Regions from separate parts of the Homo sapiens genome. Here region 2 is linked to region 1. A link is an interaction called in ENCODE POLR2A ChIA-PET data of the cell type or tissue named here. Cell type or tissue: IMR-90. All regions are shown on one strand. Links, peaks and the distances in the headings refer to the core of each region. The heading gives the core; the rest is flanking DNA.

Region 1 (8,099 bases), core at 1,407-6,406:
ATACAGATAAATGAAGCAAAGATTTAAATGTAAAAATAAACCCACAAAAATAGTAAGATAAAATACAACAGAATTCTTTATAAACTCAAGAATAAAGAAGGCTTTTCTAATTGACTCAAAATACTAAAGCTTAAAAACCTTCTAAATGTCAAAAAATCATAAGCAAAATCACTGAGTTGAAACTGGAAAAACTATTTTCAACTTATCACAAAGGATTAATTTCCCTAATGTATACCAAATTCCCACAAATTGGTAAAAAAAGAATCTCACAGAAAAGTGGGCAGGGTATATAAACTGACAACTCTCAGAAGAGAAAATACAGGTTTTTCTTAAGTATGTGTATGTTCAATTCATTCATAATAGAAATGCAAACTAAAACTACATTGAGTTAAAAAAATCAATTTTTCCACCTATTGGAGTAGCCAAAATATTTGTGGTAACAGGCTGTTTTGATAATATAGGATTGTAGGAACTCTCAACCACGGTTTTTGGAGGTACAAAATAGTAAAACCCTATGGAAAGTACTATCTGTCAACACTACAAATATATATAAGTTAACCCTTGAACAACATAGGATGGAACTGTGAGGGTCCACTTACATGTAGATTTTTTACAACCAAACTCTTATGGAATACAGTATTTGCAACATGCAAAACCCACGTATACAGAGGGCCAACCTTCTGCATACATAGTTCCACAGGGTCACTTGAGGGACCTGAGTATGCGCAGATTTTGGTATACGTGGGCATCCTGGAACCAACTTCCAGCATACACCGACGGACCACTGTACTCTTTAACCCAGCAACTTCGCTTCTAGTAACTTAGCCCCAGGTTATATTTGTACTTGTTGAAATTATAGCTATACAAAGTTATTTAGCACAACGCTGTACAAAATAGCAGAAGGTAGGCTATCTAAAATGTCCACCAATGGAGTAATTAGTTCAATAAATTATGGTATATCCATACGAAGATACTATGCCAACGTAAAATGCAATCGGGAAGAGGAGAAATGAGGCCTCGATATCTACTCAAGAGAGTCTTTAAGATCCGGCAGACTGTCATCATAAGAAAAAGAGCACAAAACTCTATTTCATAAATATCTAAAAGCAGTAGTTATGGCTCCACATACATCACAAACAAAAACCATGATTCAAAACCATGTATACCATGCTAACATCTGTATAAAAAGGGGGGAAATATACATTTTTTATATTTACTTATATATACATAAAAATATCTCTAGAATTATACAGAAAGAAATAAAAGCTACATGGTGTTCAGAGTGAGAACTCAGCGAATGAGTAACAGAGATGGGAGGGAGATACTTTTCATTAAATACTTTTTATGCTTTTTTATTTCTGAATGTAGATACATTATTTTATTAAGGTGAAATTTGATTTGTATTTGAGGGTGAAATTCTGTAAACAGGAGCATTACATAAACACTATGTAATATTTTGACAAAGGTAACTCCAACCAAAACATTGTTCAAGCTGAAAATATCTGTTCATGCAACCACTGAGCTTACTCTACTTTGGCATGGAGTAAGCATATTTAAGATGGCTCAACTAACTTTATAAAATTATAAACCAGATTATGAACTTCAATTGTACTCGAAAACATTCAATTTCTAAAATTAATATTCCTGGTTATCAGGCAGCTGTTTTTATAATAAATATTTCAACCTATTCAGAAACAATATATAAGCACATTTTTAAAACCACAGTATGTATGACTTTGCTGATTAATCTAAAAATCTAAGCCAAGTACCCAGTTGTTCTACAACTGACGGGAATTACTTTCCATAAATTGGCTAACATACAAAGCCTTTCATAAAAGGCTGAGAATTACAGTGTTTTGCAACATAAAGGAACTTTCCCATTTCAGAGACATTCCCAAGGTAGTGCTATCCACAAAAGATGAGTTTACTGAACCGAAACGTTTTGTTTCTAGTGCACCATCTCTTCTACTACATCATACTTCTTTCCACAACAGCTTACCTCTTAGGGATGTAAGGGGAACGTTCTCAGGGCTAAGTTTTAGAACCCAGAAAGTGATAAAAATAAATCTCAGAGAGACAGGACAACTCTTCATGACTTTATAAAAGATATATTTTGTGACAGGCAACTCTAATAATAAAATATTAGCAAAACCACTATAGTACCATTCAAACCATGTCTGGAACTCTGCAATCACAACATTAATAAAATATATTGCTATATACATTACAAATAAACCAAAACCTAAAAAGTAAGGATCATGATTTTTATTCTAGGTAAATTTTATCTGTTTCATGCTTGTATTTCTTGACTTTAATTTCTTCAATCTCTTATCATTATTTTTACCACTAACCCCATAGCATATCAATGATAGTTCCATTTTTCTTGAAAGGGGATTCAAGCAAAAAAAAAAAAAATTATAGTTCCAGGAGGATTTTTTTTATGGAACAAAGTATTATAGTATCATTTCCCAAATTTCATTTAACTGAACACTTTATCTTCAGCTGATGTTAATGTTTTCGTTTATCTCAGGGAACAATAAAGAATGTTGCATTTTAAAAAGCTTACTTTCTGAATTACTACCAAACCCCAAAACAAGGACAAATTAGAAGGGGCCAAATGTCTCTAAAAGTATTTCTCATTGTTTATATTTCATCATATTAAAATCTAGAATGTTTTCTTCTGCCTTCCAGTTTTATCCAGTAAAATAAATCCAATACTGCTTACTTTCTTGTAGCCTTAATAATTCATGTGCAATGATAAGACAAAACTATCAAGATTCATAAACACTCATCAATAACTATATCACTATCATCTTAATGAAAATGAACTTCATTTTACCCAAATTCAAAAAGATACTAAGACATAAATCAGAATGCTCACTAGAAGATTAGAAAATGTGATGTAGACACTCACCTACATAATGCATATTAAGAGCCAAATACTTATACTGGAAAAGAGGGTTATTACTAAGGCTACTTCTTTGGATCTGCTGGAAAAAGGAGCTGACATCCCATCTGTACAGGACATCCAACAGCATGATGCTTGGCACCCTCAGGGCCACATTTAACACTGCCTCCAGTTTCTCCTTTGCAGCCATGTTGTTTTTTTTTTTCTTTTTTTTTTTCTTGGAGAAGACCTAAAATTCAGAAGACACAATATATAAAAATAAAAAGTCAACACAAATCGCTTTTAGATACCCTTTCACGAATCTAATAGGTTGTCACACACTGTACAAAACTATGTGAGAACGTATACTACTTCTCAGCCACAACTACTATTTTTAGATATTCATAAAATAACCTCTGTATTGTGTTTTCACATTGACCCATTCAGTTCTGTCCAATCTTATAATTCTGATTAAATGTTCTGGCCTCAAAACTAATTTTTTAAAAGGCCACTAACTCCAAATCTAGGAACAAAACACTCTGTAAGACTACTGTAACTTGTATAAAATTAACTTGAAAAATTCACTCACTCCAATAAAACTATGATTTATGTAGCTCATAAGAGGGTGAATTTTGAATATTTACTCTATGAAAAAGCCTAAGCAATTCAATAAAAACTTGATAACTGCACGTTTAGTTTGCAGCATCTTGTACTCTATGCTTTTCCTTATTCACTTACAATCAAAATTGAAGTGCTAAATTTACAATCCAGAGAACTCATGATGTAGATACAGGTAGAGGGAACATTATTTACAATATCATTTCCTTGAATCTTTAAAGTTAAATATGGTCTAAAATTCCCATAATCTGCCTTCAAGTGTTCATCAAATTCTTCCCTTGATACACAGATAAGCAGGCACATGGAAGACGCCAGGCATTGAGTCTGCAGCCCCTGTCTCTGCACAGACCATGATAAGTAGTGGGGGGGGGCAGGGGGAGGAGGAAATGAAAGGCAGTTATCAGGACAATTTACTATTTAAAGGGACAATTCAATGCCATACTGCTTTATATGGTAGAACTTCAAATTAATCCAAAAAAATATAAAATAGGGCAAACAAGGCCGGGCGCAGTGGCACACGCCTGTAATCCCAGCACTTTGGGAAGCCGAAGCAGGCAGATCATGAGGTCACGAGTTCGAGACCAGCCTAGCCAATATGGTGAAACTCCGTCTGTACTAAAAATACAAAAATTAGCCGGGCATGGTGGTGCACACCTGTAGTCCCAGCTACTCAGGAGGCTAGGGCAGAAGAATTGCTTGAACCTGGGATGCAGAGGTTGCAGTGAGCAGAGATCACAATACTGCACTCCAGCCTAGGCAACTGAGCTAGACTCCGTCTCAAAAAAAAAAAAAAAAAAAAAAAAGCAAACAAAAGTGGGTAAAGAACAATTTAAAGAGTAAAGATAATTCTGGATTGTTGGCTCTGACAATATCCTTTTAAGAATTTTGCTGAGAAAGCTAAACACATTTCCAGCTTTAGCAGTAATTTCAGACATTACAGGACAAACGAAAACATTTATTTCTGCAGAAAATTATAGTGACAGATTGCTATGCTATGGTTAAATATTTGTCAGTATTTCCATCTTACCCTCCAATTTTCATAGCTTCCTAGTTCAGATAGTCAAAAAGCTAAAGGCAACCCAACTTGGCACACTATCAATAAAAGCTTTTCAATAATCATATATCAACCATTCCCATAACCCAAATGTTTTATATATATAGCCTGCCAATAATATAGATTTAACATTTTTATAGATAAGTACTGCAATTCTGATTATTTCACATGAACAAGATCATTTTCATAATTTTCCTACATAAGAAAAAATATTATTGTGAAAATCAGAACTAAATATCATGTCCTAAGAAGGAAAAATGCACTGAAAAATAAAATCTCTAACCTTTAATATTTATTGCAAACCAACCACTGAGGAATCTAAATTTCTCAAAGCCCATGATATTATTATTTTTTCTAATCCCAGGAAAAAATACACCAAAACATTCACAGAAATTGTTGGTAAAGAGTTTAATGCATTTTAATGTGTATAAGCCATCTAGATAACTTCAGGAATTACAGTGGAAAGACTTACTTTGGTGAGCAAACTGATAACCCAATACCCTCTTGGGAATTTATTTCAAAGTAATATTGAATAGATCTTCTCACAAACCACCAGCCACCATATTTGAAAATCACCACGTACTGAGATGACAGTATTACTGACAGTCTTTATACTGCCATCGAAAAGTAACTATTTTTCTATATTCTGGAATCCAATATAAATCATTACTCTGTTTTTATAAGTAACAAGAGAGGGAGGAGCTATTACTGATTTAACACTTGTAGCCCATATTTATTTCATTTGATTTGGAACCTTTCTCTTTTTTCAATGCTTTGCTATTTTAAAATGTGCCCATTTTCACCATTTACTGTGGCTCCTAAACGGGTAAAGAAGAAAATTTAAACTAAACAAATAACTAATCCTGCTTTAGAAATCAAGATCTGCTAGGGAAGAAAAACTCCCTAATCCGTACAGAGGATCATCTCTATTACAAAAGTCCATTAGCAGAATGGTACATGTTCCCTCTTTATTTCCACCCACCACTCCTGCCTAACAAATATAATAAGAAACAGAAAACAGGACACATTTCTATTTCTATAAAGAGAAAATACCGGGTCCCGAAAGCTGTCAATAAAAAACAATATCCAAGATCCCCCTCTACTACATAGTCAACTCGAGACTGAAATGTTTTTAACAAGGACTTTGGATAGAATTAAATACGCCCAAATAAACGAAACTAAATGTTGCATTTATTTCTATACGTGAATGTTATTTTAGCAAGTCAGTGGCAAGCTGGTCATGTATAAAGGCACTGACGAAACAAATTTAATACATGGAAAATCAAAGAGAAAAAAATTTCAAAACCTTATCACTTTGAACCCTTCTAAAGTAAAAGAGCACATGATAGTTATCAATACAAATAGGTACTTTACACTACACTTTAGCACCACACACTAAACCAACATCAAAACAAAACTTTAAAATATTCATCTTCTTTGCAAGTACTTGCAATTACTCACACCTGCCAAATCACTATATCATACAAACACGAAGTAAAATGGAGCCTTCTCTCCTGATCTAGAGAATACCTTTATAATGTTGCCTAATTTATCCTGTTCCAGATTTATTGTCAAACAGGGCTAATCAGCATATCCTAAAGTACAGGGGAGCTCAATATTCTCTTGAAAACAAAATAATACCAAATAATCCTAGAAAATAAGCAGGAGAGCTGAAAGCAGAAAAAACCGAAAGGTTTAACACACCCAAAGCCAAATACATAAACTTCCTATACTGTTTTATCTTCCATGCAAGATTTTAAAATGTCCTCCTTGAACTTTGAAAAGAACTGGGAAAGTAATATCCAACATGATGTGTCTGCAGGTAACATAAACTAAATGTGACTCAAAGATGTTTTACACAGTAAAACAGCTAAAAACAAACCAAAAAAAAAAAAGGCATTTCTTTCCAAAAACCACAAGAGGTGCAACAAATGCTAACCAAAAAGGAGACCTCAATGAGTTCATTAAATGACCTTCTCAGGCTTAGAAGCAGCAATCCGTAATTATGAAAACAGTAATGTCTTGTAGAAGTATAATGCTGTACAGTTTACCATTCAAATTTGTGGGTTAGAAAACACAGGGGGCTTCATTCTACACTTTCCTGAAAATACGGGATTTTAGTTTTGAATATGAAGAAACCAAACAAATCGTCCTGAATAAGAAAAATGTAGGTTTTTACAGTCACAGCTAATCTCTGAAGAACTATGTCAAATAAGAGAAATGAAAAATGTGATTTTTTATTTCTCTTATTTGAGTTCTTCAAAAATACACCTCCTAAACTTTTTTTTAAAAAGACAAAGAAAAAACAAGAATGACACGTGACCCAACTTAAAACTATTCAGTACAATACTTCTACACCTTCCCCCTAAAAAAGAAAAACAAAAATCATCATTCACCATTATCTCCTTTCTTTCTCCCAACCAGTTAAAAAAAAAAATTCTACCATCAACTAAAACTGATCTTAAGAAAAGTAAATTTTCGGGCTGTCCATCGGTTAGGATGGTAGGCCTCACTGAAAATGTTAAGAGCACAAAGCTAGAGCCTAAAATTCTAAGTAAAAGCCCAGAACTGAGATACCAGGAAAGAGAACGCATTTCTTACATAAGCAATGGCACATGTTTTAAATATAGCTGGTCCTCCCCACTCCCACTCCTTGCTAGCTAACTTTGTATGTACCTGATCTCCACATAAACTACTAGCAATTCTGTGGTTTCTCATCATCTCCCAAACCGCAAAGACAGGGAGTCTACTCTGAATACAAAGGCCATCTTTCAACTTAAGGAACAGAGAGAGGAAATAAAACTGCTACCTCTGCCATCGGCCGCTCAGCCTGGGTCACGACTGCAGCACCGACAGCTCATTCTTTTGGGCATGATTCAAGATTCAGTAAAACTGCACACTCCGTATTTTAAAAAATAAAAAGACACACAGTCCTCTCCTTCCCTTTCAGACTAGTTTCCTCTTTACTGCAGACTGCGACGCAAGGCCATCCACTAATCTTTGATGCCTGCTCACTGCACAGGCCCCTTCCTCTCTCCCCGCACCTCCTCCCACAACGCCTGCAGATCTCAGATGCGTTTGAACTACAGTAACCCCAACCCAGCTCGCGGCAAGCAGGCAGCGCAGCAGCAGTAGCAGCAGCAACCGGGCCGCCGCCGCCGCGGGGCTAAGAGATTACGTTCAGCAAAAACTCTTCCAGGAAAGAGGCTCGAGAGCTCCCCTCCTATCTCGCCAAGGGTGCTGACTCTGTCGCGCCACGCCACGTACCAAAAGGCTCGCGAAGAAAAACGCGGGCGAAGTTCAGCATCCCCGAACAGAAAGGGAACTCATTCCAGAAAGGGGGTTCACGGGTCTGAGGGTCCTTGGGTGGGGAAAGCAGTATTGGAGGGAGAAGACAGAAGGGATGGCAAGACAGAGGAAACCACGGGGACAAAAAGGAAGGGATGAGGAGCCCTCTTACTATAAAAGGGACTGACGGACGGGATGCAGAGCAATGGGCCCCCCTCGAAAAATGGACTGGCAGGCCCTTCCGCACCCCCA
Region 2 (8,099 bases), core at 1,867-6,866, 690 kb after region 1:
CTATCTGTCATGGTTTCCTGGAACTTATATTCTTTGAAGCAGATGCTGTTAGAACTGGGACTGAAAAACATCTCTGTGGAATTTCAGAGCCTGACACATTAGCCACAAAGCTGTAGAATCCATTTCTGGTAACTCTCACTCCTTTGGTGACTTGAGCAGTTGATGCCAAGTTGGATGAGTTACTTCACCTCTCTGTAAAGCGGGAATAAAACAATTAAATGAGATAATGAGCTTATGCCCAGTGCCTTATCCATAGGAAGTGATGGAGCAATGCTTAATAGGGATGAATATGAGAATGGAGAGGCAGCTTGGAAGGAGGGGCTCCAAGTGGCAACCACAGCCTGGGAGCCAAGACTGATAGCTGAGTATGTTGCAAAATGAAGTGGAAAACAAGACATACATGCAGGGACCTCAAAGGCAAAGACTAGGGGTTGTACTAAGCCAGGAAGAAGGGAAAAGGTCAAATGTCAAGAAAGATGCAATTCTTTCTTTCTTTCATTTGTTCAGTCATTCAGTAAGTATTTCCTAGCTTTCTGCTGCGTGCAAGATGCTCTGTTATGCCAAAAGGAGCAGAGAACTGGGTGCTGTCTGTGGAAGGTGGGCAGACAGGCAGTCGGGGGCTCAACTGTCATCAAAAGGCTTTTGAAAATACCAGTCCAGAGATTTGGGGGCTGCCCTGATGGGTCAGGAAGCAAGCGGAAACTTGCAAGTTTTTCCCACAGTTCAAATAGCTTCACAGGCCCTGAATCTGCACCAGTCTCTGGGAGTTTAAGAGGCCAGAGGGGCCTGGATTGGAAAGGCCTCTCTGCATAGTGTGTCCAGTCTGGACCATCCCAAGTAAACCTAATCACTCTTGGAACCAAACACTAAGATAGACCCAGTTTCACAGGACTCAGGCTGGCCCCTCACATGGCCAGAATATCCACCTACCTGGCAAGGGGCCAGGTGGTCAACAGCTACACCTTGCTGAAGTGTTAGAAACCCCCTCCCTACAGACAGGCTGTGGTGCCCCGCAGGGAGACGCCCATTCAGTGCCTTCCTTCACATCTACTAAGTGCCTACTATGTGCCAGTTCTGGTCTAGGCCTGAGGCTATGGCCTTAAATAAAACAAATGTGATCCCTGCCCTCTTGGGATTTATGTGCTGGTTGGGAAAACAAACAACTAAGAGTCTGCAATCCTTTAACTAAAACGCTTGTCACCAGATGTTTTAGGGGATAGAGAATTTTTCACATTTTAGAGAGGTTATGCACTTCAAATACCATATAATACGCTCTACTCCGTAGAATCCAGGCCAGCACATCAGAGTCAAGCATATTCACAGTTCTGTCTCCACACATGTAAATATTTACACTTGGAGGGATAAATTAAGGAGGCAGATAGCTTCCCATCGGTTTAGGTCAAATTTTGCTACAAAAACTGTAAATTTGTATCAAAAATAAACTGATGTGTGCCGAACTTGTTTTTTTTTAACATTCAGTTTTCAGAATGTTTGGAATTTCAGTGTTATGGAGAGGAATTGTAAACAAATTAATTTTAGTTCGTGATACAATAAAAGAGGGCAATATAGTCATGCATGAGGTAGGGATAGAGCAACATCAGGGGAGAGGGCCACTCACTATGCAGGGCCCCTCACACGCATTCTCTCGTGTCAGCTCTCTAGCCCCAGGAAGGTGATGTTGTCACTGTCATTTTACAGACAAGGAAAAGGAGAACTACTACCATTAAGAACCTCATTCCAAGCCAGCATTCCCTATGCTCCTTTTAGCACAACAGAGCATCAGACAAGCACCATCATGATTTTGCCATGTTCACATACCTCCGCTAGTTCTTAAGTTTCTCCTTTAAATCAAATCATGTTTTAATGTATATAAATTTATCTTTAAAGGAAGCATTATAGAACTACTGTAAATGGAAAGATGATATCTTTGTAATACACAGAAAAATACACAGCTCTTCAATTTGTTCAGCACTTGCCTCTGTACCACTTCAGCGCTATCTATGCAGCCCACACGCTCTGAGAAAGGTTGACCTAGGCCGACAAGTGGAGCCGGCTGGAGCCTGATGCTCTTCCTCTCACAAGACACTACCCTTCTAGACCAAGATGGCAGCAAGGATCACATGGACCCATTTCGCCAGCTTACCACATCCCAGGCCCAGTGGAATCTTCACCTTCCAAGGATCTTGTCTTTATCAGAATTAACTCTGAAAGCAGAAGAGCAGCCACCAGGAACTGTGCTACATGCTTTCTTTACAAACAATGCCTCATTGAAGCTTCACCACCTGGAACAAGATGCTACTGCTACCTTCTTAGAAAACAGGAAATTAAGACAAGGGGACACCAAAGTTACACAGCTACTAGAGACAGAGACAGAATTCAAACCCAGGTTTCAGGTTTACAAGCTTGTGCTCAGTATTTACAATCCCACTCTTTCTTAAGATCATTCCCATCCTTTCTGTGCAGCAAACCACTATGGCAGACGTTTACCTATGTAACAAACCTGCACATCCTGCACATGTACTCCTGGACTTGTAAAAGTTGAAGAAAAAAAAAGATCATTCCCATCCTCCCTTTGGCATTCCAAAGCTCTCTGCAGTCCAAATGTATTCAAGGCTTTACATACTGTTTTGCATTTCTTGTGCTATATCTGCCCCATACACCAAGCTGTGAGCTCCTGGAAGGCGTGGTCCAATTTCAGTGCTCCCGGGCCAGGTGAGGTGGCTCATGCCTGTAATCCCAGCACTTTGGGATGCCAAGGTGGGTGGATCACCTGAGGTCAGGAGTTCAGTGCTCCCAGCGGACTATAGGGGCTATGAAAGCAAGTATCTCTTCTGTCTCATTCACCTGTGTCCCCTTCACATAGTGCTGTGCCTGACAACTATAGTAGGTGCTCAATAAATACTTGCTGGTGAATGGATGGATGAAAAGCTATATTGGTATCTACCCAGAAATCTGGTATCCCCAGGACCTAGCACAGTGCCTGACACATAGAAGAATCTCAGTAAATATTTGTTGAATCAATAAATGACAGTCCTGTTACTTGAAGATGAAGCAGAACTAAGACTTTGAAATTCTAGTTTCTAGAATTCAAAAGAATATGACTTTTAAATGGGACCTCCTTCTGTTAAAAATAAATAAACAAGCTAAAGGAAGGAAGGTAAAGGAAGAAGTTACTCAAGATCAATTTAGATAAACTTAAATTTTTAAAAGCTTTGGATGTGAAATCACACCTGAGCCCAAATGCAGCCATCTTCTGGGGAACATGCTTCCATGAGTGTGCTTGCTATAATTCCCAGTTCTTGTGTCAATTCTCCTGAGACTGATGGCACAACTAATTTTAAGTGATTAAATGTGTTCCTGGAATTCTCATGTTCCTTCTGAGTCAAATGAAAGGTGTGTGCTCAGAGAAGAAACATTTAAAAAGCTACTGTTTAGTGAATGTGGGCACAGGTATCCCGTATTTCTCAGGGTTTGGAAACGAAATATGATGTGAAATGAATTGCATGTGAAGAGCATATTAGGTCCTCTGTCAAATCCATCCTTGTTTTATGATGTGATCATCTCAGGGTAACATACTCATCAGCCGCGCTCCACTGAAATCACAAATGTAACAACCCCCTTGACAAAATTCTCAAGGACAGAGAGTACTGCCCAGCACAGGGGGAAAACAAATCCTATTTCTCCAAGTCACCAAGTCAAAAAGATGCAGGATTGTTGCATATTATTTAATGAATTCCCATGGAAAAGCACCTAACTCTATGCTCAGCACATCAAAACAAGTAAAACAGCTCCACATAACCAAATTCTGCCCAGGTCTCAAATAATTATTCATATAATATGAGACAATGGAAAAATAGCCTGCATATCTTTTATTCTTTTCTCCCAGCAATCCTTTGGGGCCTATTGGCAATGGCTAGAAAGTCAAGGCTCAGACAACCAAGCAACTGATCCAAAGTCACACAGCAAGGAGATGACAGAGCTGGGAGGAAAATGCAGCTTTTTAAACCCCAGCAACTATTTTCCTCGTTTCCTGTGCTTCTCTCACTAACTAACCTGGCTATGCTTAGGACTGGTCCCAGTCAGGCGTGGTGGCTCACGCCTGTAATCCCAGCACTTTGGGAGGCTGAGGTGGGTGGATCATGAGGTCACGAGTTCAAGACCAGCCTGACCAATATGGTGAAACCCCGTCTCTACTACAAATACAAAAATTAGCCGGGCGTGGTGGAACGCACCTGTAATCCCAGCTACTCGGGAGGCTGAGGCGGGAGAATCGCTTGAACCTGGGCAGCAGAGGTTGCAGTGAGCAGAGATCACGCCACTGCACTCAAGCCTGGGTGACAGAGTGAGACTCCATCTAAAAAAAAAAAAGAAAAAAGGACTGGTCCCTCAAAGCAGGTAGCCATTTAGGTGGAGTGATTTTTAAAATTTCCCCACTGCCAGAAATGTTTCCTCCAATGGCTTTCCAAGGTTCCTAAAATCGCTGCCCATTTCTCCTCAAGATTAGGCGCAACTACTAACCTCCCACAGAGTTGTCCTGTATGGGTCTTTAAAAGAGCCCAGGCCTGTCCTTGTTGGTAAACATGTGAGTCAAGATGGTGCTTCCAGAATCCCAGTGCCCTCATCTGTAAAATTAAGAGTCTGGGTTACATGATCCTGAAAGTCCCTTCCTGCTGGGACATTCTCTGCCATTCTGACCTAAGGGGACATCTAAGGGGTTTGGCCACCTTTTCCTTGTCCACTTATAAAAGGCCCGATGGCAGAGTAAGGACAAGGGCACTGGCGCCTGAACAGAAATGTTCCTGCCAGAGGCTGGGATGACAGAGGGCTCGGGGCTGGCACAGCTCCCGCATCTTATGCCATAGCTAATAGGGCTCCCTGCCACTTCCGGCTCCCATCCCCTTCCCTCTCTTCCCCTCTCCTCACCCTGCCCAGCCAGGCAGGCAAACCACAGGCAGAGAAGCCCTGGCAAGCCTGATCTGTGGTGTCTCTGCTGGCTCTGTTGATGATTCCACTTAAAGGAACCAGTTGTGTTGGCATCTGGGTCCAGCAAATGTGTTTGGTTGCTTCTAGAATGCCAAAGGGAGCCACTGAAGCTGCTCTTAACCCCTGCTGCCCCCACAACCCTGCATATCACTGGTTCCCTGTGAACACAGAGAGCAGGAAGAGTGGGAGAGAGACTGACTCAGGAGACAGCTGTAAGACAGGAGGGCAGAGAAAACTATCGCCCATAGATTTTAGCAGCTTCTGGATCACAGAAACTGATTCCCAGAAGTGGGGTGTGTGTGTGTGTTTGATGACTGAAACTCTGATAAACATATGATTCTCAACAATACTCAGCAGTTTATATCTCTAATGTATGTTTGGAAACTAGGGGTTAGATTGAGAATACATTAGAGGCTGTTAGCAAAACAAACACATGTTTATAGATTTCAACAAGGTGATTTTTAAATAGTTCATTGTTATTTGAAAATACTAATTATTGGCAGTCACTATCTAAAGATTTTATCTGCATTTTTGCATTTAATCCTTAAAGCATCCTATAATGTTACCATGGCCGTATTGATTGTTTTGTTTGGCAGTTTCATCACATCTATGTTGATATCAATGAATAGAAGCTGAGAAGAGACTTGGAAGGGGGATCCTTCTGAGGACAAATTTGAGCTACTCACTTAAAACAGTTAAAGCAAATGGATTTTATTTAGTTCAAGGGCCAGCTACAATTGAAAACTAGTGGAGGCCAGGAGCAATGGTTCATGCCTGTAATCCCACATTTGAGAGGCAGAGGCAGGAGGATAACTTGAGCCTAGAAATTGAAGACCTGCCTGAACAACATAGTGGGACCCCATCTCTACAAAAAAAAGTTTTTTAATTAGCCAAGTGTGGTGGTGCACACCTGTAGTCCCAGCTACGTGGGAGGCTGAAGCAGTAAGATTGCTTGAGTCTGGGAGGTTGAGGTTGCAGTGAGCCTTGATCATGCCACTGCACTCCAGCCTGGGTGACAAAGTGAGACCCTGTCAGGAAGGAAGGAAGGAAGAAAGAAAAGAAAAGAAAAAAAGAAAAGAAAAGAAAGAATGGAAGAAAGAAATAAAAGAAGGAAGGGAAGGAGGGAGGGAGGAAGGAAGGAAGGAAGGAAGAAAGGAAGGAAGGAAGGAAGGAAGGAAGGAAGGAAGGAAGGAAGGAAGGAAGGAAAGAAGGAAAGGCAACTAGTGGAAGAACTGGGTTGAGATATCTTAGAGGATTTGGTTGGGAAAGATTCTGAGATTAAGTCTGGGCTCAGTGGGAAAGACTAACATGATTGACAGCCAATGCCTGGAAAATTGATTGACAGCCATGTGTACTGGAGAAAGAAGCTTCACCGCATGTCATAAGTATTTATCATCCTTGCTGAAGAATGAATTCCAGATCCATCCTCCTGAGCAGGACTCCTAAGTATGCCCATACTGACAGTGCTCTGCACAGCTCCAAAAGGGTACCACTCATATAGATTTTGATGTAAATGGATCCCCCTGAAATGGTACAGTCATAACCTGCACAACGGCACCCGGCAGCCCTACTCCTGTGATGCCTTATGGAAATGAAAACTGTGGCAGGAGGCAATGAACTGGACTGTAAAGATGGGTCTTTAAAGGGTAGACAGCTCCAAATCGGAAGTAAAGAGTCCTTGGCCCTGCTATTAATGTGTTGTGTGTCCTCAGGCAAGATCTTTCTCCTTTCTGTATCTGTTTTATAGCCTGTGAAATGACTGTTTTAGACCACAAGATTCCCAGAATCTCTGCCAAGAGATTTATCTGGAATGTACAGTGGATGTAAGATGAGAAGTAAGGCTGTAACTTTATTTTTTCCAAATACCCAACTAATATATTGATAAAGGTGATATTTCCTTTCCTCACAAATGCCTTTATCAACACAGTAATTCTCATACGTGCTGAATCTAGTTTAAATAGTCTATTCTAGTCCAATAATCTGCCAGCCTGACCTTCTGCCAGTAGTACTGTTTCAACTACAGTTACATTATCAAGCCTTTTAATCTGGTAGGGAAATTCCCTCCACCTACCCTTTTTTTCTGAAAGTTTTTGGTTATTCTTAAGCATTTATTCTACCAGAAGCACTTTGGAATCATTTTATTAAATTCCCTCCAAATTCCAGTGATATTTTCAATGGAACAACATTAAATTAATAGGTTAAATTGAGAAGCATTGACATCCTTACAGTGCTCCCAGAAGTGGAATACATCTTTCCGTTTATTCAAGGCCTCTTTTATTCCCCTCAGTAAAGTTTTGTCACTTTCTTCATATAGGTCTTGTACGTTCCTTGTTAAAGTTATTCCTGGGCATTGCATATTTGGTTGTTATGGTGAGTAGAATCTGTTTTCTTTTATATTTTACAGCAAATTCATGCTGGCATGTAGCAAGCCATTGATTTTATTTTTATAGATGTATTTGTACTACTAGATCTGTCCAGTGTAGTGAGAGCCATGAAAGTGACGAAACTTAATCAGAAATAGCCCCTGAGGGAGAGAGAGAGTCAGCAAAGGGGAGCAATGTCCTCACTTCTCTTGTCTCTCTCCCTTCTGCCATACCCCCCACTGAGCAAGCCCAGCTGGCAGGTTGGGGGGTGGGCAGCCCCCCAGCCATGCAGAGCAGTGCAAGACAGGCCATGGAATGGACTTGGGACAGACAGGCTAAGGACCAGCTCAGAGTGTCTTCATAAGGACTGTGGATTGCTTCTGAAAATTACATCTGCTCTCAAAGAATGAGTACTTAATTCCACCATGATGGTCACAAGAATGTGCAAACTGGTTTGAGAAGAATAATGAAAGAGGAGAGAAAATAGTTTTAATTGGACTATGAAAACAAGCTCATGGCCTCCTGAGGTGACTACTCCGAAGGGAAAAACCTGCCTATGGATATACTTATTATTATATATTCATTATATTATGTTTTACTATTATACATGTTATAGATATTAGACATATAATATATATGTACTATTTTTAAGTAGGTACATTAACTTATAATTATTTATTATGTAAATTCCAACAAGCTCCCAAAGAGTCAGAGATCAAAGATAATCCATTCTCTTGAAGAACCCAGAGAAAT

What was found. ChIA-PET counts read pairs that join two places held together with the same protein. Peaks named below come from ENCODE experiments on the same cell type or tissue, not always from the same donor. Only the 100,000 strongest peaks of a DNase experiment are listed, where the experiment ranks them.
Region 2: POLR2A ChIA-PET joins it to region 1 with 20 read pairs; 2 of 35 experiments call an interaction of 5 or more read pairs at or near these places.

The regions. Positions count from the first base shown.
Region 1 is chr5:159,200,520-159,208,618 of GRCh38, forward strand. RNF145 (ring finger protein 145) reads right to left here. Exons shown (of 11, transcript NM_001199383.2): 2 at 2,915-3,137. The coding sequence starts at 3,098. It overlaps LOC107986468 (a long non-coding RNA gene), which reads left to right and starts at 7,508. Exons shown (of 2, transcript XR_001742943.2): 1 at 7,508-8,099. RefSeq lists enhancers at 7,145-7,800, 7,400-7,449, 7,540-7,589, 7,700-7,819. In IMR-90, for the core only: no CTCF peak of the experiment used is centred there; no DNase peak of the experiment used is centred there; H3K4me3 peaks cover 1,014 bases; H3K27ac peaks cover 1,395 bases.
Region 2 is chr5:159,893,129-159,901,227 of GRCh38, forward strand. It overlaps a transcript of ADRA1B not described here. Among named protein-coding and RNA genes, the nearest start is that of ADRA1B, 19 kb to the right of the region's middle. In IMR-90, for the core only: no CTCF peak of the experiment used is centred there; a DNase peak (open chromatin) is centred at 6,753; H3K27me3 peaks cover 691 bases.